3 separate regions of the Homo sapiens genome follow, and all the other regions are linked to region 3. Evidence: chromatin loops called from intact Hi-C (ENCODE). Cell type or tissue: endothelial cell of umbilical vein. All regions are shown on one strand.

Region 1 (8,000 bases), 83 kb after region 3:
TTTGATCATGGAACTTGGTTTTTACTGATATCTTTCATTAGACTGTAAAGTTACTGAAGACATGAATTGTGTCTACCATGTTCACTAGTGAAGCCCCAGCAGTTACACTAGCTGTAGACACATGGTAGGCATTAGAATAAATATTTTTTGATCAATTGCATGAGGTTCAGAAACTTAATCTAATTTGTCCAAGACCAAGTATTTGTTAGTGATAAATCCATTAGAACCCTGGAATCCTGTTTCCTGTTGTGCGGCAATGGCTACATGTAGGGGCCTGCCATGCCTAATTCCAGCTTTCTAATTGTTAGGTTGCATGAGAAACCCTCATCTGGTTCCCAATGACCCCCAAAGTACCCTGAAAAAAGGGAAAGCTTATTCCTACCCTTCTCTTTCATCCAGAGTCAGATAACAAAGAACAAAGTTGTCAGGGACCAGTGCTTTCTTCCTGTGAGCAGAAATGTGAAGCATGGTTTTGGTTGGGGTTTTTGTTTGTTCGGTTGGCTTTTGGTTCAGTTTTGCAATATTTGGCTTACTATTCTCTCAAAAAGTCTGCATCCTGTGGACAAGAATCTAAGCCCTTTGGAGACTAGCAATGGCTATTCCACACTCTCTGGGGAGCCTATTTATGAGCACATGTGTTTGTAATTCAGCCACTCTCCATATCTGTTGGAGAATAGCAGCCTAATTATCTGCCATCATTTGGTTATGTTTTTCATTCCTGGCATATTGGTGACACTCCTCTCACCTGAGCCACATATTCAATTAATTCATATGTGTTACCACATTGATCTTAACTGTGAAAATCTGAGCAAAATGCATACTTGGTGCAGTTATCCTCATGTCAGGTAGTCTGTGGTCAGTCACAGCTTTTAGTCAATAGATAAAAAGTTGTAAAGTGTCTTAATTTGAGAAAATTGGCTAAACCAAAGAAGCATGAATGGATAGTTACCAACAGCTGGATTTCTCCAAATAGACTCTTTTTTTACGGTTTAACTTAAGCATAAGACCATTTTGAGTTATGGTGCTTTTCATTTGACTTGCTTCATCTATCTTTCTGGCAATTCTTGTTTACGCTCCTTAGACTGGTGAATAATCTAAATGTCAACCAGAGAGTCTGAACTTCTATGAGTAACTCATGTGTCACATAATCTATGTGACATAGTAGTGCATCACACCTGCAGCAGCATGCTATGGGAATTCTGTAATTAATTATATATGCTGCTGTCAACAATGAAAAGAAGGTGTTCAAGTATCAAAGAACCAACTGAAACTTCCACCCAAAAGCAAAGCCAAAGTGAGAAAGGTACCATGAGCTCAGATTATTTTGAAATTTACAGATAAAACCTAGCTTCAAGTACAAATCCTGTGGAAGAAAGAGCACACACTTGGTCTCAGACACCTTGGCAGCCACTTCACATATGTTATTCCTAATCTTCCCATTTCAAAGATAGAAAATTCTAGTCTCTAAGAGACTCAATGACTTGCTAAGTTTCTCAGACTAAGTTACAGTACATATTTTATTTCCAGACTCAGTTGAATTCTCAGATGCTCCTATGTCATATTTTATTTCCGGACTCAGTTGAATCCTCAGATGCTCCTATATCATGCTGTTATGACGTTGGGTTAGCTGAGGTCACTGGTAAGGCAAACCTGCAACCAGCACTCCCTCTACTTCATGTTTGCAGTAGAAGCTGCCTCTATAAACCTTCCGTGAACCTAACAAACCTATGCATCTTGAGGTGCATTGTTGTTCAAAGCATCTCTCCATCTCTTCTAAATTATGATAGCTAATAATGGAAAACACAAAATACATAACAAGCCCAACTACCTTTTTTAATAGGATAAAATTGCATAAGAAATAGCTGTCTATGAAATTTATGTCTATTTTATGTTATGAAACTATTTTCATCTTTTATAGTTTTAGTTAATAGTTTATGTGTGCAAACCTCCAACCTGTTACAAATTTTCCTCAATTTGCCGGTGCATACTCTAGCTTAGGGATTACTGAAATATCAAAACAGATAATAATATATATGCTTTCAGGGAAGGAAAGGATAGATCTATGTAGTCCAAAGCTTTCTTTTATTTTTTTGATAGGCCCTAGAGTTGATCTTGAAAATTGCCAGATTAATAGGCTGTCCCAGCCCTGAGAAATCGCTAATCTAGAAGTGGCAATTCCCAAGGCAGGTTTTGAAGCATTCCATTGTCTTTTACCTCAAGGGATGTATGAAAGTCACTAGCTGAAATCAATACAATTAATAATAAATACAATGTATTCTACATGGTATTTTTAAGGGGTAGAGTAATAATCTCAAAAACAAGCTATGATAGATTTTTGTAGCTGCAAAAAATATTAGAAACTTCAATAAGGCAGGATTTAAAACAACCTAAGAGGTACTATAGACTGAAAATGGAATTAACTTCTTAAAGAGAATCATGACCAATACGTAAGGGTTATGAAAAGAAAGTATAATATTTGAGTGGTAGTTTCCCTGTTCTGTGTAACTACTTTCATGTCAGATATGAAGGTCCTAAAACATAGGTGTTATTTTTCACTAGTCAGGAAAGGACACTAGACTGGATGGTCTGTGGGTCTGATCCACAGTAAGTGTTCTGATTGCTGAAAAATACTATAAGTTGTAGAGCTTCTAGCTGCGAAATGTTTCAAAATAAACCTTTGTCATCTACTTTGGAATCATATTAATGCCCTGTGGCCTTAGAATTGACTCTAGAAGCTTTCAGTTAAATATTAGCCGTTATACCTGTACAGAAAAAGTTGTAGAAAGGCTTAAAAGGAAAAACAAAAGAGTGACTGAATAATGTACCTTGATTCCTTGATTTTTCTCAGTTACTATGATGATTTTTGTCATCTGTTGAAAAAGGTTTCTGCTAAATTTAATTATCAGATCATCATCTCAAATCTTCAAAGTTCCTTTTTTTGTCTTTCTCTATTAACAGACAAATTAAAAGGGAAGGATCAAGTATATGAAATGAAATTGTGATGCTCCAGGAACAGTTTTAGGTCTTACGTTTCTCATTGGAAGAAAAGTCCTCTGTCAAAAAGAAAATTTTGAAAAGTTTAAATTATCTAAAAATATACAGTGCCCCTAAACTTAACATATATAATGAGTGTATGGCCTGGAAATCCAATCTCTTCATAGGCTATTTGCACATGCAATATCAGGACCATACTTACAGTTAAAAAAAAAAAAAGATAAAGAAAATTCTTCTTTATCTGAAATTCAAATTTAACTAGGTGCCCCGAATTTTTATTTGCTAAATCTGGCAACCTTATATATGTGGAAACATAATATAGTTTATAAATATTATATATATAGTTTAAAATGCATAGTGAATGTATCAGTCTTTAGGTATAAATAGTTACAGTATCTTTTGTCCATTTGATTACATCACTGCAGCAACTTTCAGAGTTGAGAGAATGTTGGATCATGAGAAATTGCTATAAACATTCTTATGGGAATCACTTTGGGTCTAGGAAACGTCAATTTTTTAGTGTTCCAATAATGTGTGTTATATCATCTCTTGAGAAGTTTTCAGAAATTCTGAGAAAAATGGACAGCAGAAAAGGGTTAGATAGATAGGAAGAAATATGTAATAATTTGGGGAGCTGTTCAAGCCCTAATCTCATTTAGGAGATTAGTTATAGAGCAGCTATATTCAAATTTGTTTGATCTTTTGATATTTTTCAATTCTGTATGAAGGCATTAATGGTTTTTCCCTGCTTTGCCTTTTAATATGTCACTTGAGCAGAGACTTGTCCTCTAACTAGCAAGTAGAATTGATTCTATTGTTGCTTCATCATAATTTTTGATGCAGAATAATGGTAGATATATTCATGCTTGTTTTTCGTTGTATACTTACCTATTGATTACTACGTTGCTGAGCAGTTAAGACAAGAAGCACTCAATTCTAACATGTTTAGAAGAGTTTCTTTCTGATTTGGCACATGGACAGTGAGAATGATCTCACTGTGTTTGTTCCCTGGCACACCAAAGGTTTGCTGCAGATGTTAGTACAGCAGAACTTGTTTGCTAAGATGACCCATTATGGAACACTAGCTGATTAAGCAGACGTTAATGGACAATTGCATGTCCATTATTACTTCTTTGACCATGTTACCAACTCAATTCAATTGCACTTGCTTTTCAAATAAGACAAACCTGTCAATAAAGAAACTGGACATCAAGTTTCAAATGATTGGTAGAGTTTATAGGGAAACACAAAAAGGAGGGAAGAGATGAGATGCACATTGTCAAATAATCTGAAATGTTAAGAATTGTGGAAATTGTTAGTTTCATAAGGAGTTTTAGACAAGCACACTATATCCCTCATTCTGTTTATTTCTTTTTCATTTAAAACTTAGATTTGCTTTACTTCTTTGGGTCTTCATTTCTTCCCATGCAAAATTCCTGAAAGTCAAAAGGAAGATTAGAAGCTAGCCATTTTACCACTAAAGAAACTGAGCCCCAAGAAGTTAATTCAGCTTACCCAAGATTACATATTTGCTTAGGGCCAGAGCTAAGACAGGGACAGACTCTGTTTACTTCATTTCTCACTAAACTGTACCACTGCAGTTTCGACTTCTTTCTACCACTGAAGGCACAGAATGCACTGAAGGCATTCTGTGCCTTCAGGAGGAATTTTCAGCCCCTTCACTTTCCTGATGCCCGGGAATTCTTTTTAAGTTATGACTAACAAAGTATAAAACATGAGTCAAAAGTTAGTCCCTAATAAAGTCATTGTGACTTTAATGACTTCGGCAGTTGTTTCATTCTGCAAAAACAGGAAGATCCCACACAATAAGGCGCCTGTCTCACAGCTGGGCTCCTGCGTAGACGGCCACCCACAAGAGTAACTAACTGCTGGGGCTGCCTTCCTCTCTTTGACACCTTTTTATTCTCTGTTCTTACAGTTTTCTCCTACTGACCTCATCCTGAGGTTATCCATGAGAGGAAGGTACCTGCTTTAGCTAGTCTTTGATAGGGTGAAGAATAGTTTTAATCACTTAGGAGTCACTCCTAAGTGATTTTCAGGTCACCCTCAACAGGCCTAAATTAGTCTTAGAAGAAGCTCTTTCATGGGCTTTATACTAGCTTCCTGTGTTATCACTATTCTGGACTGTTTTATTCTCAAAAACATAAAATCCCCAAATTTTAGATTTGAGAAGAGCCTGCGATCATTCCAGTTCACTCCTCCTATGTGATTAGTTTAACTAAGAACTCATTACCAAGATAGTGCCTATCTTGCCTGCGGATCTTTGCATAAAGCTCAAACTAATTCTCCCATGAGAAATATAGAAAAGTGAAGAAGTGTCCTATCACTTCAGAAGAAACTGGCTCAGAAGAAATAATCTCTGTATGCAGTGTTAAAACTAAAGAAAAATTGAAGCCATCAAACAAAATGTTCCTATCAAGTGTAATTGAATTTTAGCTTTTATTACCTATTCTCTACTTTTAAAATAACTTTTCACTATTAAAGGAACTTATTCCAAAAATCAGACAATTTTATAGAAAAGGTATATTCTAGGCCAATAATATTAAATCACATATCTAGAAAATATACCTTCTTCCCTTTTCAAAAAATAGAAGCAATTTCTAGCAGTGTATGTGAATCTAATGTTGGGCATAAGCTTAAGAAGGCATCGGAGGAATTTTTTATTAGAGTTTATTCACAAATTTTGCTTGTCTGTGTTGAAAAGGGGCATTGGCCATTTCCTCTGGGGACATTATTTCTAGGTAGGCTGTAACAGGGTTTTCCTGTGAAGGCAGATTCTTAGGGAAAATAGTATCTGTGTACATGAGATGGTAGAGACACATTTATCTTTAAAATAATGTGTTCCTGTTTGTGGATTTCTCTACTGAATTTAATAAAGTAAATAATGCCCATTTCCTTCCAATCCAGTAACTCCTTGGGACACAGTTTTACCCAGGAGCTATTTTACCTTCGAGTCTGGATGAAACGTGTAACTTAATAAATAGATTCCAAAAGTCTTACACTATGAAACTCTGAGGGATGATAAATGCTTCCCTTCCTTTGTTATGGTCTGAAGCATTTTCAATTTGAGTTGTTTTCCTCAGTCATGTAGAGGGAGTTTTGTTTTCTGGGAAGTCTTGGTTGCTGGTAAATAATGTGTCCAAACTGTAGGAGGCAGCCACAGAATTTATCATACAAGTATGAAATGTTAGGGTTGATCATTCTCATTTTACACATGAGAGGTGATGTAACTACACAGGAGAGTGAGAGCTGAGAATGAAAAGTCAAGATTTGTCTACTACATTGTGGCTGCCTCTGGCTCAACAGAAACACTCCCATGTGGGAGTCAGATGCTGAAAGCCCAACTAAGCCTAGCTCCTCAACTGTCTCCTCAGGCTTAACTTCAAACATAATTCATATCTATTCTATTTCTTAATGTGTCTCATCACACAGTTAAACACTAGTCATACTAACTGGACTCTACATATACTAGAATGTAAAAGATACCCTTCCACCCCCCGCCGTCTGCTCCTTGAAGGCCATGTCTGCCTTTCTTAGTTTGTACAGAGCCCAACATAAATGGGCCCTTCATAAGTGCTTTTTGATGAGAGCAATGATTGCTTTCACATCAGTGTGGTTGGGCCCTCCCTTATGGAGGAGGAAAACCAACAGTTGTTGCTAAGCAACATTTAAAGGACTAGGTTAGTTTCTGACACTAAGTGACCTCCATTTGCATACTTCGCCATGTTGTGTGTTTTATGGTTGCCTTAAGATGACTATGTTTTTTGGTAGCATTGCTGTGCCCTTAGCAAAAGGCTCATAGGAGAATTAGTTTAAGCCTGGGAAGGAGGAAGGTGATATTCATCTGTTAATGACTTGCATGAGTACACTGATCCCTTCAGTAAACTATGCGGGAAAGGTGAGGAGTTTGGTTTATTTTCAGCCCTGCAGCTGAGAGCCACCTCCCTGATTCCATATTGAAAGTGATTGACAATGTATCCCAACAGGGTCCTGTGGCAATGGAAGACTATAGAAAGAAAATAAACAGAGAAATCTTTCCTCTTATAGCCTTTTATGATTCAGTTTCTACCTGCTCCTATCTTCTGAGCAGAGTTGCCGATATAGCTAGTAAAGAACTGGTCCTACCCTCTCTAGACTGTTTGCTGTTGTGGTTAAACAACATGCCCTAATATATCTATTCCTACTAGAATGAAAGCTGATTAAAAGCATGAAAAGAGTTTTTGTTTGTTCCTTTGTTTTTTTTTCACTGCTATATCATCACTCTTTTCCCTGGTCATTTTAGGTATTCAATAAATGGTTGGCAAATACGTGAAAAAAGGGCATTATTGAACTACTACAAACCTGATTGACTCTAAAACATTCCTAAGTATTTCAGAGAGACTAAAGGAGCCAAAATGAGACAATTGTTTGAATGTTATATTTGCCTAAGTCTAGTGCAGAGAAAATTATGGAAGAAATCATCTGTCTCTAAGCTTTTTACAACATATTTTTACAATGATCCAATTAAAGTTCACTTCTTTGCCAAAATTCAGCTTATCGGTCAGAGCATATAAACTTGTTTTCTTCAGCTTCTGAGTCTTCAGCCTAGGTGCCTGTCTTTTGAGGATTTAAAATGAGAGGCCATTGTGACTGAGCAGTTGTGTCTTTAAAACGAAATAATTTGGAATTCATGTGATTCACCTGGGATTCAAAATTGCACAGAGGTTCAATAAGTAAAATATGCTAGCTGAGATGATTGATTCAGAGATGCCTGGTTACAAACATATTGTATCATGGGAAACACACACACATACGCAAGCAGGGTTACCCAGAAGGAGGATGATTGGACATCTTTGAGAACAATGCCTGGTGCAGTGAGCCAGCAGGCAGAAATACTGGCTTGCATTGGCTTCACCTCCAAAAGCCAGGTCTCCTAGGCACAGGCGATGGCATGACTCCGGGCTTGGATGCTTGAAATAAAGCTATTGTTGGATGCGGATGCTCAT
Region 2 (8,000 bases), 300 kb after region 3:
ACCTCTCTTGGCCTTTGTGAATGTTAAGCGTGCATATAAAGAAAAGTGCACTTAGCATAGAGTAAGCCCGTTGTAAGTGTTAACACATTTATATTTTTATATGCCTTCTTCCATGAAGTAGCACCTGTATTTACACATATTTTCTCTAGTCCCCCAAACAACCCTGAAAGATTAGATAATATTGCAGCTATTATTAACTCATAATAACTAACATTAATTGAGCACCTACTATGTGCCAGACACTGTTCTGGCTACCCAACAGGCATTGTCTCATTGAAGCCTCAAAACAAGTCACAGAAATATAATTTTTCTCCTTTTACAGATGACAAAACTGAAGGACAGAAAGATCAATTAAATTGCTCAGTGACATTCACTTTGTTTGGTAGTGGCATTATTGAGACTGGAACTCAGTCAAGTAGACTCTCACATGCTTAACTTTATGCTACTTTTGATATGGGCATACATAGACTAAGGTGTTAAATGACTTGTTCACAATCTTTCCACTACCCCTTGTTCCCTTCCCTCAGTTTGGTCAATAAGCATGGTAAAAAATCTACTCTATATCAGAAAATGTGTGGGAAGTCAGAGATTGTGATCCATAGAACATAGCAGAACTTGAGAAAATGAAGAGATATGTTTAAAAGGGTACTAATAAGTATTCAATCGAAATTAGAGTCTACAGAGCACTCTCATATTGAACTGAACAGAATTAAGGCATTAATTGTCTCACGAGAAGTACCTGCTTTATAGAAGCTTGCTAAAACATGGTGCTTCTGGTAGGGTGCAAAGTAAAATACTACATTCATGGCACAAATGAGGAAGACACTCGGTCCCACCTGTCGGACTCTCTTGCCCCTCAAGTACTACGATGTCATAGTCTTCAACTGACATTGTTACTGCTTTAGATAGCAGAGGCCTTTTATTCAAATGGAATATTAAAAGGGGAGGCCAATGTCTGAAACAGATATATGTTTTATTAGTACTCATTTCTACATTCAGCGTTATAGAAAAGTTACAATAAAGTCCACAAACAAGACCAGTTAAAATACACCAGGATTAAATTTTGCTTCCCGTTTTCATCATTTTGCTTTTGGTTGCCCATTCCTGATAAAATCTTGAGTCACAGATAGCAGTAGTCATACATCTAACAGCTCCTGACTTCCCAAATCGAAGATTTCTTCTGTATCAGTTTAAATAGGTGTGGGAGTTTCTTTTAGCCAAAAAAAAAAAATCTGGCTTTCATTCACTGACATATATTAGTGAGCACCTCCTATGTGCTAAGTACCCAGCAGAGTGCCAGAGTATATGACAGACAGGGTAGACATGGTCCCTTCCTTTGCAATTTTGGAGAGCGGCAACTTCTAATCTAGACTCTGCACAACAGCTAGTTTTAATTTTTCATTTCATTTTTCCAAATGCAATAGATATTAGAGGAAATTTTAAAAGAAGAATATTTGCTAGATGAGGGTTTCAGGGAGATAAAATTCTTCTCTGCAAAGGGGGGAAATTCTCTATCTGATAGAATTTTAGAAGGGATTGAAACAATAGCAGGGAAGAATTCTGGGGAATGCAAAAGAGGGAGTATATGAACAATAAAGACTGGGATAGAGACTGCAGTGGAAGCACGAAGCTGAGAAAAGACAAAGAGGACTAGTGGGTAGGTTCCCTCCATTCACCAAGGAGGGGTGGCAAAGTATTTTACCACCAGCGGCAGAATATGCTTAGGACCGAAACTTCTTGCTCAATTTGTTTATTTGTTTTGGTTTTTTTCTTTAGCAAAAATACTTTGGGCCTTCTTAGATGTGGAAAACTTGCCCCTGGGCAGAGCCAAGGAAAATCAAGGGGAAAGAAAAAATTGAATTGCTCTACAAAAGGAAGTTGGAAAATTTTAAGTATTTAGGAATTGCCCAGGAGGGGACACGGGAAGGAGGAGCATGAGCAAGGTTCTGGAACAAGGTGATGCACAGAGGGGCCAGGCAATTTGGCAGGTGAAAGGTTCTCTGTGATAATAATGGCCTGTGATTTTTAAGAATAGAAATGTTTAAAATGTTATCTGCCTTGCTGTAATGTAATCCTTTGTTATTCCATATTTATTGTTGCTGTTGTTAAAATCTATTACTCACACTCTCTTGCATGTGGTATTTATAAGAAATTGAAGAAAAAAACAGGGAGGCAAGAGCATTGCCCTGAATTATTGGAAACATTAGTATGAAGTAGAAAGAGAAAAAAAAATCAGCTACAAGAGGAAAACCACAACATCAAGAATTTGGTATAAATACACAATCTGAACAAGAGATGCCTAAGAGGGATACAACCCACCCAGTAAACCTTGGGATAATAGGGGAGGGTCAGTGTGTCTCAGGGCCGGCACGGGAGGTACTTCTACTTTAATACTGCAAAGTGTTACATAAGGCCAGAGGATTTGGAGCTGTCCCTCTGTCTGACTCCCGGGTTATTTGGAGGAACATGCCATGTTGCAGCAAGAAGAAACTTTCAAGACACAAATCTAGTCCAGAGCCTTCCTTTAACAGATTTGGTCACCAAGACAAGAGAAGAGAGTGACTTGCCCGATTCCACCAAGGTGAAGGGGAAGAAAGACAACTACCAGATCTCCTGACTGTGACCCTGGCTCTCCATCCACTCGGCTCCTATCTCTTCACAAGGGAAGACTGTGCTTTGATGATGTTTTGGGAAAGTGCTAGTGATTTAGAGTTCTCCAGCAGGCTGATTGGCTTAGCAGCTGGGAAATTCTGAATCACATCGGATGGAATGTTTTGTTTACTTCCTCCCAGCAGTGCTAAAGGGGAGAAAGAGTTTGTTCCCCCACCCCCCTCCACCCAAGTAATTTGCTGGAAGCAGTAAATAATTTCCCAGTTCATCTGATCTCCCTTCTAACCAATGTCTTCCTGTGGTAGTTGAAGAGAAAGAATATCATTTGAAATACTTGACTTATTTTCAGAAGCTAGCAAAGAGAAAGATGAATGTCTCTTCCTTAACTCTTAGAAAGCTACTATCCCTTACTGTTAGGGGCAAATTGTAACGCAGAGGTCCTATCTAGGGCAGCCAGTCCTGCCATGAATAGATGTGTGTCCAGAGATTGTTAAACCCAGACTGTAAGCAATCATATAGTTCAACAGGTCAGAAGCCCTTTCTTAAACCAAATTAAAGTCAACATTCAATAAACAAAAACTGATAAAATTGGAGCGGCTTAGATTGAAGTTAGGAGTTGAAAACATCTTAATCTTCCCCTTACCCTGCTGTAATAGTCTCTGAGACAGATCTCTAAAGAAGCAATTTGGAAACGACTAAACTAGTTCAGCTGACTCACTCTATCAATGGTGATTTCAGAATGACCTTCCCTATGTCCCATGGCTAAGGAGTGGCATACCTGGACTTGAACTCAGGTCTCCTCAGGCTCAGTCCATTGACTCTTCTATAATTCACTAACATGGTAAAATGCTGTCATGACTTATGCCTCATCTGGAACTAAGATCTCCTTGGAAGCAGAGAGTGACCGGATGAAGTTAGGCAATATGTTACTGTATCCAGTAACCAGGGAAAATTCAGTGACATTGAGTCAGAGGAAGCTGTGGTTTGACCTGACCAATATAAACAAATGTACACAAGCAAAGCAGGCGTGGAAATACATATATTTCATGTGATTCTTGAGATAGTTAGGATGTCTGTGTCATCTGCCATTTCCTCTTTACACTGGTCCACATACAGCCCAAAGATGCCCTGCAGTCGTGAGCAGACAATACAAGCAGGAAATCATGCTGCATCAGTTATTCTTTTTGTAAAAATGTAATGGTAGGAGGTGTTCACCAGTCCACACAAAGGTAAAGAAACTAACTTTGATCTAGTGGTCACCAAGAATCACACAATCTACTATCTGTGGGCTTTTAGGGTAGTTACTTCAGTCCCCTCCTTCCCAAGGAGGAATTTACAGGGAAATGAGATTTTACACCTAGAGTCCTCAACTTCATGTCTGGGGTACAGTAAGCTTGCAATAGTACTAGTGAGTATTTTTGTTATGTAACTAGCGTAATAGTAACACTTCTTACAATAACCCTGTGGGGCTTATAATGATCAGTCCTCATTTTCCAAATGAAGAAAAACTGAGGTCTGGAGAGCTTAAGTGCCTGGCCCGAAGTCATACAATCTGGAAGGGGGCAGACAGTAGATGTAAAACCAGGACCCCCTGACTCCACTGCCAGTTTGCTTTGTGCTACAGTGATTCCCCCAGTAAATTTCTACTTGAGTTCCATGTCTGGGGAAAAACGTTTCTGCTAATGCATTGTCATCTGACATGTAATTTGGGTGTCTCCCTTTTCAGTTTAGTGCTAGAAAACTTGTAACCAAATTTATTGCCCAGGTATAATACTCTAACTAATTCTGAAATAATTTATCCCTTTTCTTTCATTTATATGGGCTCTTATTTTTGATGGCCTGATTTTCATTTATTTTATGTTTGAAACATCTTACCATGTTACTCTTGGGATGTCTTTACAAAAACTGTCATCATTATCAGAAATGAGTAGAAATTCAAACTTAATTATGTTAGAGTTGTATTAAGGGGTAAGGGGCATAAAAAGGATAAACCAAGGTTTCTGGCATCAAGAAACTTACAGATTAATTGGGGACAATAGAGCTATACATGAAAACGATGAGGCAGTAAAAAAATTCCAAGTGAGAGAGGTATGAGCAGAAAGTACCTCTGAAGAGAGAGAGATTTCTAAAATTGGAGGTTGTATTGGAAAAGACTTTCTGAAATTTGGGCTTAGATTTCCAGAAAAAGCTGGTCACGGTGGAATCCAAAAGCTAGAAGACTCTCGCTCCTCTAAGTTAAATAAATCATTTGCTTACACATTTATTCAACACACTTTTGTTCACCTCCCTGTGCTAGACTCTGTGTTGGCACTGGGTGGTGAGTACACTAAGAATTGCCTTCGCTCTTGTAGAATATAAAGTGTAGGTTTTCAAGAAAAACATTATTAATGCTACTATGTTATATTTCTAGAAGAAAGTAGAAAGCAGGAAATACTGAAATCAAGTGTAGTGTAAATTGTAAGCAGTCATCTCATTCTCATTTGCCAGCCCATGTAATAGTAAATTTTATTTCAAGTAAAATATTTTAGGTCCTTACGGCTTCAGTTAGATTCAACCCAAACTAGCCATTACACTGAATGAAAGATATATTCACTTAATGTCTTACTTTTATTGGGAGAAATTAACCATTCCGCTAGAATATGTTGGAACAACCAGAAACTGTAAATCCTGTTTTTAGAGGAACACCAGGGTGGTTTCCCTAGCGGTAAACAACCCACCTCAACACAGTCTGTCAGTTTATTTGCTATTTGCATTATAAGATCTTTTAAAGATCGATGTGAATAATGAGCAAGAGTGATCCCTAGGGGCCATCAACTTTCTTAGGCACTGATTCTTATTCCATCCATCATTTTTGTTTCAGAGACTAATAACAACTAATAATTTGGAAAAGGTAACTTTTATATATTTGCCTCCAAAACCTTTTATTTTTTCCATCAAGAAAAGAATGCACTTTTTCTGTGGGATGAGTTCTTTCTATCACTTTTTGAGTAATGAATATTAATCCTCGTATGCAGCAGAATCTAGTCCAGTGGAATAGCACCATTTAAGAGTGTGTTGACCTGAATTGCAGTCCTAACCATACCACTCGATGGGTCTAGTTTTTCATCTGTCATGTGGGGATAATAATGAAAACATGATAGCTATGAAAATATAGTATAAAACATAGAATGTTTTATTGTTTTTGCCTTCCTCAGATGCATTTACTCTTTTTTATTTATTTATTCTACCTTAAGTTCTGGCATACACGTGCAGAAAGTGCAGTTTTGTTACATAGGTATACATGTGCCATGGTGATTTGCTGCACCCATCAACCCGTCATCTAGGTTTTAAGCCCCACATGCATTAGGTATTTGTACTAATGCTCTCCCTCCCCTTGCCCCCCACCCCCTAACAGGGTCCGGTGTGTGATGTTCCCCTCCCTGTGTCCATGTGTTCTCATCATTCAACTTTCACTTATGAGTGTGAACATGCAGTGTTTTGTTTTCTGTTCCTGTGTTAGTTTGCTGAGGATGATGGCTCCCAGCTTCATCCATGTCCCTGCAAAGGACATGAGCTCATTCTTTTTCATGGTTGCATAGTATAACATGGTGTATACATACCACATTTTCTTTATCCAGTCTATCATTGATGAGCATTTCAGTTGGTTCCATGTTCCTATTTCTCCACAGCCTCTCCAGCATCTATTGTTTCTTGACATTTTAATAATCACCATTCTGACTGGTGTGAGATGGTATCTCATTGTGGTTTTGATTTCATTTCTCTAATGACCAGTGATGATGAGCTCTTTTTCATATGTTTGTTGGCTGCATAAATGTCTTCTTTTGAAAAGTGTCTGTTCATATCCTTTGCCCACTTTTTGATGGGGTTGTTTTTTTCTTGTAAATTTGTTTAAGTTCCTTATAGATTCTGAATATTAGACCTTTGTCAGATGGGTAGATTGCAAAAATGCTCTCCCATTCTGTATGTTGCCTGATCACTCTGATGATAGTTTCTTTTGCTGTGCAGAAGATCTTTAGTTTAATTAGATCCTATTTGTCAATTTTCATTTTTGTTGCAATGGCTTTTGGCATTTTCATCATGAAATCTTTGCCTATGCCTATGTTCTGAATAGTATTGCCTAGGTTTTCTTCTAGGGTTTTTATGGTTTTAGGTTTTACATTTAAGTTTTTAATCCATCTTGAGTTAATTTTTGTATAAGGTGTAAGGAAGGGGTCTGGTTTCAGTTTTCTGCATATGGCTAGCCAGTTTTCCCAACACCATTTATTAAATAGGGAATCCTTTCCCCATTGCTTGTTTTTGTCACATTTGTCGAAGATCAGATGGCTTTAGATGTGTGGTGTTATTTCTGCGGTCTCTGTTCTGTTCACTTGGTCTACATGTCTGCTTTGGTACCAGTACCATGCTGTTTTGGTTACTGTAGCCTTGTAGTATAGTTTGAAGTCAGGTAGCATGATGCCTCCAGCTTTGTTCTTTTTGCTTAGGATTGTCTTGGCTATATGAGCTCTTTTTTGGTTCCATATGGAATTTAAAGTAGTTTTTTCTGATTCTGTGAAGAATGTCAATGGTAGTTTGGTGGGAATTGCATTGAATGTATTAATTACTTTGGGTAGTATGGCCATTTTCACAATATTGATTCTTCCTATCCATGAGCATGGAATGTTTTTCCATTTGTTTGTGTCCTCTCTTATTTCCTTGAGCAGTGGTTTGTAGTTCTCCCTGAAGAGGTCCTTCATGTCCCTTGTTACCTGTATTCCTAGGTTTTTATTCTCTTTTTGCCCATTGTGAATGGGAGTTCATTTATGATTTGGCTCTCAGCTTTTCTATTGTTGGTGTATAGTAATGCTTGTGATTTTTGCACATTGATTTTTTGTCCTGAGAAGTTGCTTACCAGCTTAAGGAGTTTTTGGGCTGAGATGATGGGGTGTTCTAAACATAGAATCATGTCATCTGCAAACAGAGACAATTTGACTTATTTTCTTCCTATGTGAATACCCTTTATTTCTTTCTCTTGCCTGATTGCCCTGGCTTGAACTTCCAATACTATGTTGAATAGGAGTGGTGAGAGAGGACGTCCTTGTCCTGTGCTAGTTTTCAAAGGGAATGCTTCCAGCTTTTGCCTACTTAGTATGATATCAGCTATTGGTTTGTCATAAATAGCTCTTATTATTTTGAGATATCCACCATGATCAAGCAGGCTTCATCCCTGGGATGCAAGGCTGGTTCAACATACGCAAATCAATAAATGTAATCCATCACATAAATAGAACCAATGACAAAAACCACATGATTATCTCAATAGATGCAGAAAAGGCCTTTGATAAAATTCAACATCCCTTCATGTTAATAACTCTCAATAAACTAGGTATTGAGGGAGCTTTTACTATTTTTTA
Region 3 (8,000 bases):
AGAGAATTAGGCACTGTGATTTGACACGCTATAAAGAAAGTAGAGATTTCTGACATTTGGGGTCTCCTAGTTCAGTTTCTTCTTTCACAAAAGTCTTCTTTGGAACTCAGGAAAAGGTGTAAGATAAAATTATTAAAATGCATTATTAATCCAGTGCGTATGTGTTGAGTACCTCCATCATAGCAAATATTATGCCAGATCCCTGTGTTACAGTGGTGCACAATGTTCAATCATTGCTTAAATTTCTCATAGATGAGTTGAAGAGAAAGACAGGAAAATGGGAAATACAATATAGAATGAGCAATGCAGTGGTTCAGTAAGCACAGGAAACTACAGAACACAGGTGAGGGCCACTCACAGAGGGAAGGCTCCTCTGAGGAGGTGATGCCTGAGCAGAGTCCTAGGACATATGAAAGAGCTAGCCACATAAAGAGAAGAAAAGTATCCAACTGAGCAAAATGTGTGCAAAGGCACAGCAACAAAAGAGAGTGCTGTGTTCGAGGAACAGCAAGTGGCATATAGAACCAAGACTGTATGTGAAAAGGAAACCAGATAAAATATTCATATAGAGTATTTGGTTCTCAAATCACTTTCACATCAGTGGGTTATTCAATCTACATTCTATTAACATTTTGGAGTTCCTACTATTTGCCAGGCAATATGGCGGGACCTGAAGAGTATGTAAGCAAAGAGATCAGAACTGGATCCTGCCATCAACAGGTCACAGATTACCAGTGGAGATAATATGTGCCAATATGGACTGTAACATGAAGAAATGACCCTAAAGGTACAAATAAAGCACCATGAGAGATTAAAGAGACCATTCTTGGCTAAGAGGATGGCATCCTTTGGAGAAGGTTTGATGGGTAACTTAACCTTAAGTTAACCTTAACTTAACCTTTGATGGGTAGATTGTTTGGTGTGGAGACAGCTTCCTTGACAGGGGAATGAATGGCCTGAATAATGGCAGGAAAGGGGCAGCACATATTCAAGGAAAAAGAAGTGTTCAAGTTTGGCCTTGGCAAGTGTGAGTCAGCTCTGTCCCTCATTCATTCACTCTTCTATTCAATAAGTATTTACTGAATGCTTGTCATATGAAGGACCATCCTGGGTGCCAGGGATCAAGCGGTAAACAAGTTGTTCCCTGCTCACATAATGTTTACATTTAATCAAAGGAACTATGTATTGAACACTAACTAGACAGAGCCTATTTAAGCTATAATTTTAAAGTGCTACAAAAGAGAAGTACAGGATGCATGAGAGCACAGAGCCAGTCAGTGGTCTGAGATGAAATGTCAGGCAATGAGGAATTATGAGAGATAAGCTGGGAAAAGGATGTTGGGGCTAGAGAGCAAAGACTTTGAATGCCAGGCTAAGGATTTTGGAATTTAATCTCTTAATTTTCCTGAAAAACAGCCCTCAGTATTAGTGCAGGTGTTATCAGCATATAGTATAGTGGAAAGAGCATGCACTTTGGGTTCAGAAAGACTTAGCTTTGAATTCTGGCTGTGCCAATTATAAATCATGTGTCAGTATGTTTCTTAAACTCTCTGAGCTTCAGTTTTCTTATCCTTAAAATGGGGTGATAATACTCCCAGTGGAAGCTAAGAAATACCTAGCACAGCCTAGCAGAGAAAAGCAATCACTATATGATAATTTCCCTTCTCTTGTCACATGTGAAAATTTCATACCACTGAGAGTTTAAAAGTACCCTGCCTAAGATCACCCAGCTAGTAAATTAATGGTAGATGTGGACCCTGTCTATAGACTACGGCTACTAGGTATGGGTACCTACAAGCTAGATTGTCCCTAAAGGACCAGAGATTAATTCAGAGCAGTAGAAAAACCTAGGGAATTAATTCTGTGGCCACACCAGTAGGAAGACTCTTCTTTAGCAACAACGATGCAGGCTGTTCTTTGTCATTTAGAATTTGGCTTCGTTCTCACGCTTGCCTGTGCAAGAGAATGCAAAAAGAAGTGAAAACTACAGATTCCCAGGCCTCATCTCGGATATACTGAAATAGACTCTTCAGGGTTGGAAAAAGAAATTTAATAGCTCCCCAGATGAGTCGGCTGCGTATCCATGTTTGAGAACCACTGGACTAGAGTCTCACTCTCTTGCTCATTGCAAATGTCCTGTTACTCCTTAGTGGAGCAGAGAATCCTTAATGCCAGTGTTTCTGAAAATGTGGTCCTCAGACCAGCAGCATCAGCACCACTTGGGAACTTTTTATAAGGGCAAACTTTTAAGCCCATCCCAGGCCTACTGAATCAGCAACTCTGGGGGTAGGGCCCAGCAGTGTGTCTGAATAAGACTTCCAGGTGATTCTGATGCACCCTAAAATTTGAGAGCCCCGCTCAATAGTATTCCTGAGAAGTTTTCCAGCAGTGCATCAGGAAACAGGAGAGTCTGGTAGAAGTTCTGCAAAACATGAGAAGAAGGGTAAGAGCAGTGAAATTGAAAGGTTAGGGGCAGAGAAAGGAAAAGAAACAAGAAAAAAGGAGGAGCCCCAGTACTATGGGAACATGGGTTTGCTTGTTTCATTTAACCCCTGACATCAGCAGGCTTGTTATGATGTAGAATGACGTCCCAGTTCCTCCATGAAAATTCTGTTCCCTAAGTAAAGCAAGCTGGATGACTGTTCCCAGTGGTTGTGTGACCTTGGCAAGTGACTTCACCTCTCTAGGTCTCTGTCTCCTGAGGTACAAAAATTAGGGGCCTGAAGTGATTGATCGCCAAGGGTTCCTCTGGCTATAACTTTTTACAGCACTGCCCAAAGGAATTGAGATTCACTCTGGCATTTCGAGTGATGCCTGAGCAAGTGACTCTTTTTCTCAGGGCTTCTTGGAACAGCAAAACTTAAAACAGGGGGCTGGTTTGGGACCTGGAGTAAACAACTTCCTTCCTGGAGAGTCTGAGCATCCTGAGGACTTGCAGAGGGAAATTCCAGGCCATCTGGATGTGAGAGAATTGCAGTCATCTACCCGGGTTACAGGAGCTTGCCTTCCGGAGATGGCATTATGTCACTACATAGTTCATTATGACCTGGAAAAGTCCTCAGTAACCATGAGGGTGGGGTGTCGGGGGTGGAATGGGCAGTTTTGATACACAGACTCAGTCCTTCTTTTCTCTGTCTCCACAGGAGGTCCCCAGCTGCTAGTCAGCCTCCTGTCTCCAGAGTCAACCCACAAGGTAGGCCATGTCATAAGGTCTATCTAGATGTTTCAAGATAGAATAATAAACATGCCTCTTATTCAGAACTGTTTTTTAGAACAATAGTGTTGTTTGCATATTGTGGCTCTCAAAAGTATGTCTCTTGGTGACTTTTTTCTAAGGTACACTGGAGCATTACTTCACTCTATTAAAACCACATTAAAAGCAGTACTAAATAATTTGCCCATTGTATGTGCAGGCTTTCAGAATATGATAAACATGGGGTAATGCTGCCTCTTCCCCAAAGAGGAGCAGGAGACAGAGTTGTATTGACAGTGCAGCTTGACCTCAGCTTGCTGGCCCCAATAAACTCCAGGAGAGCTAACATCGAAGACCTAAGGTGCTCCACGTTCGCCTGAGGGCCCCTGCGGATATGTTAGTGGTTTCCCTCTTAATGTCAACTATAGATTCCACTTGAATCTACATCCTTTCCAGGTGTGAAACCAAAGGCTCTTTCCAGGTCACGAATCATTTCTTTTGGAGGGCATCCAACTTTGTTCCTCAACGGTGTTTTGTTTTGTTTTGTTTTTTGTTTTTTAAGAACCTAACCTCTCATCTTTCAGGACAGTGCATCCACTTTTCTTGGTGTGTTGAGAGCTGCAGAGAGGAAGGGCCACCTTGAAGGAACACCATGGAGTTCTGTTGGAACTGAAATTCTTCTTCACACAAAATGCAACCAGTTCTATGATATTTGTTAAAGTCCAAATAATGTTTTCTCCTAAATCTGTTCCCTACTAATGTAGCAGTAGATTTGAGAAAAACCACAGGAGAAACAATTAAGATGAACTCACACTGAGATCACCTAATGCCTGACACCTAACGATGCCTCACATGCTTTTCTATTTCCAGCAGCGCTTCATACTTAAAATCTTTCTCTCTTGGTTGTTGTGTTTTCTTTCTGGTATCCTGATCATAAGTATAACGGAAGTATTACAAAAGCTTAGCTTCTAAAAGAAGGGAACAAAAGCAGCAGATTCTATTGGCTCATTGGCTTCTGAAGTATTTGTGGTGCATGCTTTTTAAAATATTTTTATAAAAGAAAGATTGAGAACGAGAAAAAAAAGTGAAAGAAAGATACTAAGTAAAGGTGAGTTTACTCTAGAGCCTCGTAATATGAAATATAAAGAAGTAAACAGTACTCTATGGACTTCAAAAACCTGGTGTGCTGCATGTACTATTTCTTTTAGAACTTTTATAAAAAGAAACAAAATAGGATGTTTTAACATATAACTCGTGTTACATACTTGGAGATCGAAGGAGGTAGTTTTGAAACTCCAATCATTTCATCATATTGGCCTACCAGTGAGGCAATGTTGCTCACATTTCTGTTAGCCAAATTTACATCAATTTGATTATTTAGACTATGTTTTCTTTTTCTTGTAATAAATACTGACAAACATTAGGAGAATATGTACAATTTATGGTTCTATAAATTAGCTCATTAACCAAAGATGTGGTTGGAAAGATCCTTTTGTGATTATTGGCACAGCAACTACAGCTTGACAACTAGGGATTCTTTTGATAAAGTCTTCTCAAACAATGGAGCAAAGAAATGACAGTACCACTCAGGCAATTTGTTTCCTTCTGTCTCTGTGGCAAACTACAAAAATCTTGGCTTTTCACTGGGAAGAGAATGTAGTGATACCAATTACTACGTAATTACGGGTTTCAAAATCTCCTTAACGTTTAGCCACGGTTAGAAAAGGAAGGAGGAGACACACATCCCTTGTTTTGTTCTTATTATCAGCTTAAATAAGTCAGGCAGATTTTTCCTGTTATTTTAATATTTATCAGCATATGACAAAGAGGTGTGTTTAAATAGAAACTTTAAAGGGGAATGAAAAATAACTGGCTCAGAGCAAACAGAATTGAGAACTGGAGTGCTGCTTCAAAATATGATTTTTCATGATAGTAAGATCAGGTTTTTATTTCTCAGTACTGAAGTTGAATTCATGTATTTCAATTGAAATCTAAGATAAAAGGTACAAGAAATCTACATCAATTTAAACAGATTTAGCAACAACCTAGTTTGCTCAGAAAGCCTGACTTAGATAACTGTATTCTTGTATTGGAGCAATTCAGAGAGAGAGAGAGAAATACCAAATCTTAAAATGCTTTATTATTTTGAACATATAAATGAGAAAAAATGCAATTTATTTTAAAAGCTAATTGTCAGAAACCATGGTAAATTGGTACATTTACTTTTACAAATTGATTATTAACTGAAATATTAAATGGATACATCAAAGGAAAGCTCTCCATTTGAAATACCCCTCTTCGGCCAGGCATGGTGGCTCATGCCTGTAATCCCAACACTTTGGGAGGCCAAAGCGGACGGATCACGAGGTCAGGAGTTCAAGACCAGCCTGACCAATATGGTGAAACCCCATCTCTACTAAAACTACAAAAATTAGCTGGGTGTGGTGGCACGTGCCTGTTGTCCCAGCTACTCGGGAGGCTGAGGCAGGAGAATCTCTTGAACCTGGGAGGCGGAGGTTGCAGTGAGCCGAGATCGCACCACTGAACTCAAGCCCAGGTGACAGAGCAAGACTCCATCTCAAAAAAAAAAAAAAAAAAAAAAAAGAAAGAAAAAGAAAATAAAGAAAGAAATACCAGAAATACCCTTCTTCTCACTATCCAGCCAAGGTTCTTATCAGCTCTCATGGCTCAATGCAAATGTCCTTACTTTGCAAAGACATCTTATTTTTTTTTAAGTTGGCATAATTGCTCCTTTTTTGTGCTATGGCAACAATTTAATTCTCTGATATACTTTAATTCAAGGCTTCTTGTGTGTCTCTCCCATTGGAGATAAAGCTCTTGAAGACAGGGACTGTGCCTTATCTATCTTTTTATTACTCATGGTGCTTTCGCATAGTTATTTTCACATAGTAAGAACACAGTAAGTGTTGAATTGACCGGGAAAACTACATAAAATTTGGGGACTTTATGTGAAGTAAAATACATATAAAATAAACTTTTAATAATGAGCCAATATTTTTATCTCTATTGCTATGAAAATTATTCAAATTGTGTTTTTTCACTGTTAACAATTAGTTATTGCACTGAAGTTAATAGAGGTTTGAAGCACACTCTATAACTGCTTATATATGTTAGTGTGTTCGTATAGGTTTTGAACAAAAAGAGTGAAATCTAAGAAGTTGGCATTTAGCACTTTGAATAAGAAAGCCAGAGTAGAGCAATGGAGAATTTCAAGCCCAGAAAGAACAACGAGGAAGCCATATGCTCCCAGGTTGAGGAGAAAGACGCAGTAAATCCTCCTAGGGGTGTCGAAAATGCCAATGTTGTAGTTTAATGAGCATCTGAATTTGTTTCACATTTTGCCTTTCACAAGCATAAATTCCAGGCTCTCCCTACATGGTGCTCAAGGATTGAAACAGAAAGGAAAAAATAGAAAAAGAAAGAAAACTCCAAAATAAGGCAGGAACTCGAATTCTGTCACCTGTACATATTCACAACAGAAAATTGAAGTAATTCTCAGGATTTCAGGTCCCAAAACTATTTGCAACAGGAAAATGGGGTGCATGCATACACATGTGTGTGTGATAATTGTCGCCTTTTTTCCATTCCATCCTATCCTTTGCTCTTCAATAGTAATCACACATATGTCATGACAGTAAGAATTTACTGAAAAGATAAATTATCAAGTGTTCGCTGTCTTTACAAAATGATTTTTTTGCTTTATAGAAGGATTGGAGAAGCATCCTTTTAATGGCTAGCACATCCGAGTCATGTAAATGTGACTTGATGTAAAATAATATGTATCATGTATACAATATTTTAGCAGCCAATTTGATACATAAGGTGGGGTGCTCTCTACTAAATTTCTTTTTCTAAAATTTATCAGTAAATTTACTGAGCAGGAACATTACCACTGGTAACAGATCAGATGTTATGAAAAACACCACAGAAGTCTATGGGTCACTGGAAATGACAGCAAACCATAGCACCAAGATGACTAGGGAATCACTTTGAGGACTTCAAGCCAGATTGCTGCAGATACTAATGATATCAAAGCCTGGATATCCATAGCCTTGATTTATGGTGATTTTCAACACCAGTCAATTAGAATGCATTTCAAGAAAAGACTGTGTTCAGAGAAATCGTATGAGACATTTCTTTTAATATGTGTCTAGGCCATTCTGGGGAGGAATTGGCTTTTTACCAACTGATAAAACAGAAGAAGAGGCTTTCTCCTTGGAAACCTATTTCTCCATACAGGTTCTGCCCATAGCTTTACTTGATTATGACTATCCCTCCGGAGGTTCATGTGGGTGTACCAGATGCAGGGTCTCTTCAAGTAGTGGACAAGAGGGTCAGTGAGTTATCTTCGATTTTAAGGAATTCAGAAAGTCATGACATTGATTCCGTTCTCATTCTTTGCCAGAACTTTCAGGACCTGTGATGAGACAGGGTCTATATGTGCATGGGTAAAGGGCTCTCTGAGAACCACAGCAATAGCCTGAGAGCAGTGCTGCATCAGATGACTGGAAATGAGGCCCAGCACAAGCAGAACCTTTGCTTGGTTTCTACATTAAGCAAGAACTGTCAGGCAGGATTACAACACTTACGGACAAATAGGAATAAAATCAATCTTGTGACCAAAGGCTCTGACCAGTCATGATAAAGGAAAGATTAGAGGGAATTATAAGAAAAAAGAAAAAGGAAAGAAAAGAGATAAAAAAGAATGGAAAAAGAAAAAGTCAGAAATATCAAACTATGTTTTCTTCCTTATTCTGAATTCTGTGTGCTGAATTAATGGAATAAT

What was found. Hi-C counts contacts between places; a loop is a spot of excess contacts. Peaks named below come from ENCODE experiments on the same cell type or tissue, not always from the same donor. Only the 100,000 strongest peaks of a DNase experiment are listed, where the experiment ranks them.
Region 1: it touches region 3 in a loop (5-fold over the local background); 13 of 110 quality-filtered maps call a loop at or near these places.
Region 2: it touches region 3 in a loop (12-fold over the local background); 3 of 110 quality-filtered maps call a loop at or near these places.

Annotation. Positions count from the first base shown.
Region 1 is chr1:66,345,468-66,353,467 of GRCh38, forward strand. All of the region lies in intron 8 of PDE4B (phosphodiesterase 4B), which reads left to right. Among named protein-coding and RNA genes, the nearest start is that of SGIP1, 180 kb to the right of the region's middle. RefSeq lists enhancers at 4,762-4,811, 6,404-6,493, 6,504-6,553. In endothelial cell of umbilical vein, no CTCF peak of the experiment used is centred here; DNase peaks (open chromatin) are centred at 4,024, 4,794, 6,134 and 7,904; H3K27ac peaks cover 6,428 bases.
Region 2 is chr1:66,560,877-66,568,876 of GRCh38, forward strand. The region is part of intron 1 of SGIP1 (SH3GL interacting endocytic adaptor 1); the gene reads left to right. Among named protein-coding and RNA genes, the nearest start is that of SGIP1, 31 kb to the left of the region's middle. In endothelial cell of umbilical vein, no CTCF peak of the experiment used is centred here; DNase peaks (open chromatin) are centred at 2,755 and 3,565; H3K27ac peaks cover 2,996 bases.
Region 3 is chr1:66,262,895-66,270,894 of GRCh38, forward strand. It overlaps PDE4B (phosphodiesterase 4B), which reads left to right. Exons shown (of 17, transcript NM_002600.4): 7 at 3,144-3,193. Among named protein-coding and RNA genes, the nearest start is that of PDE4B-AS1, 220 kb to the left of the region's middle. In endothelial cell of umbilical vein, no CTCF peak of the experiment used is centred here; DNase peaks (open chromatin) are centred at 1,147, 3,027, 4,057 and 4,897; H3K27ac peaks cover 4,556 bases.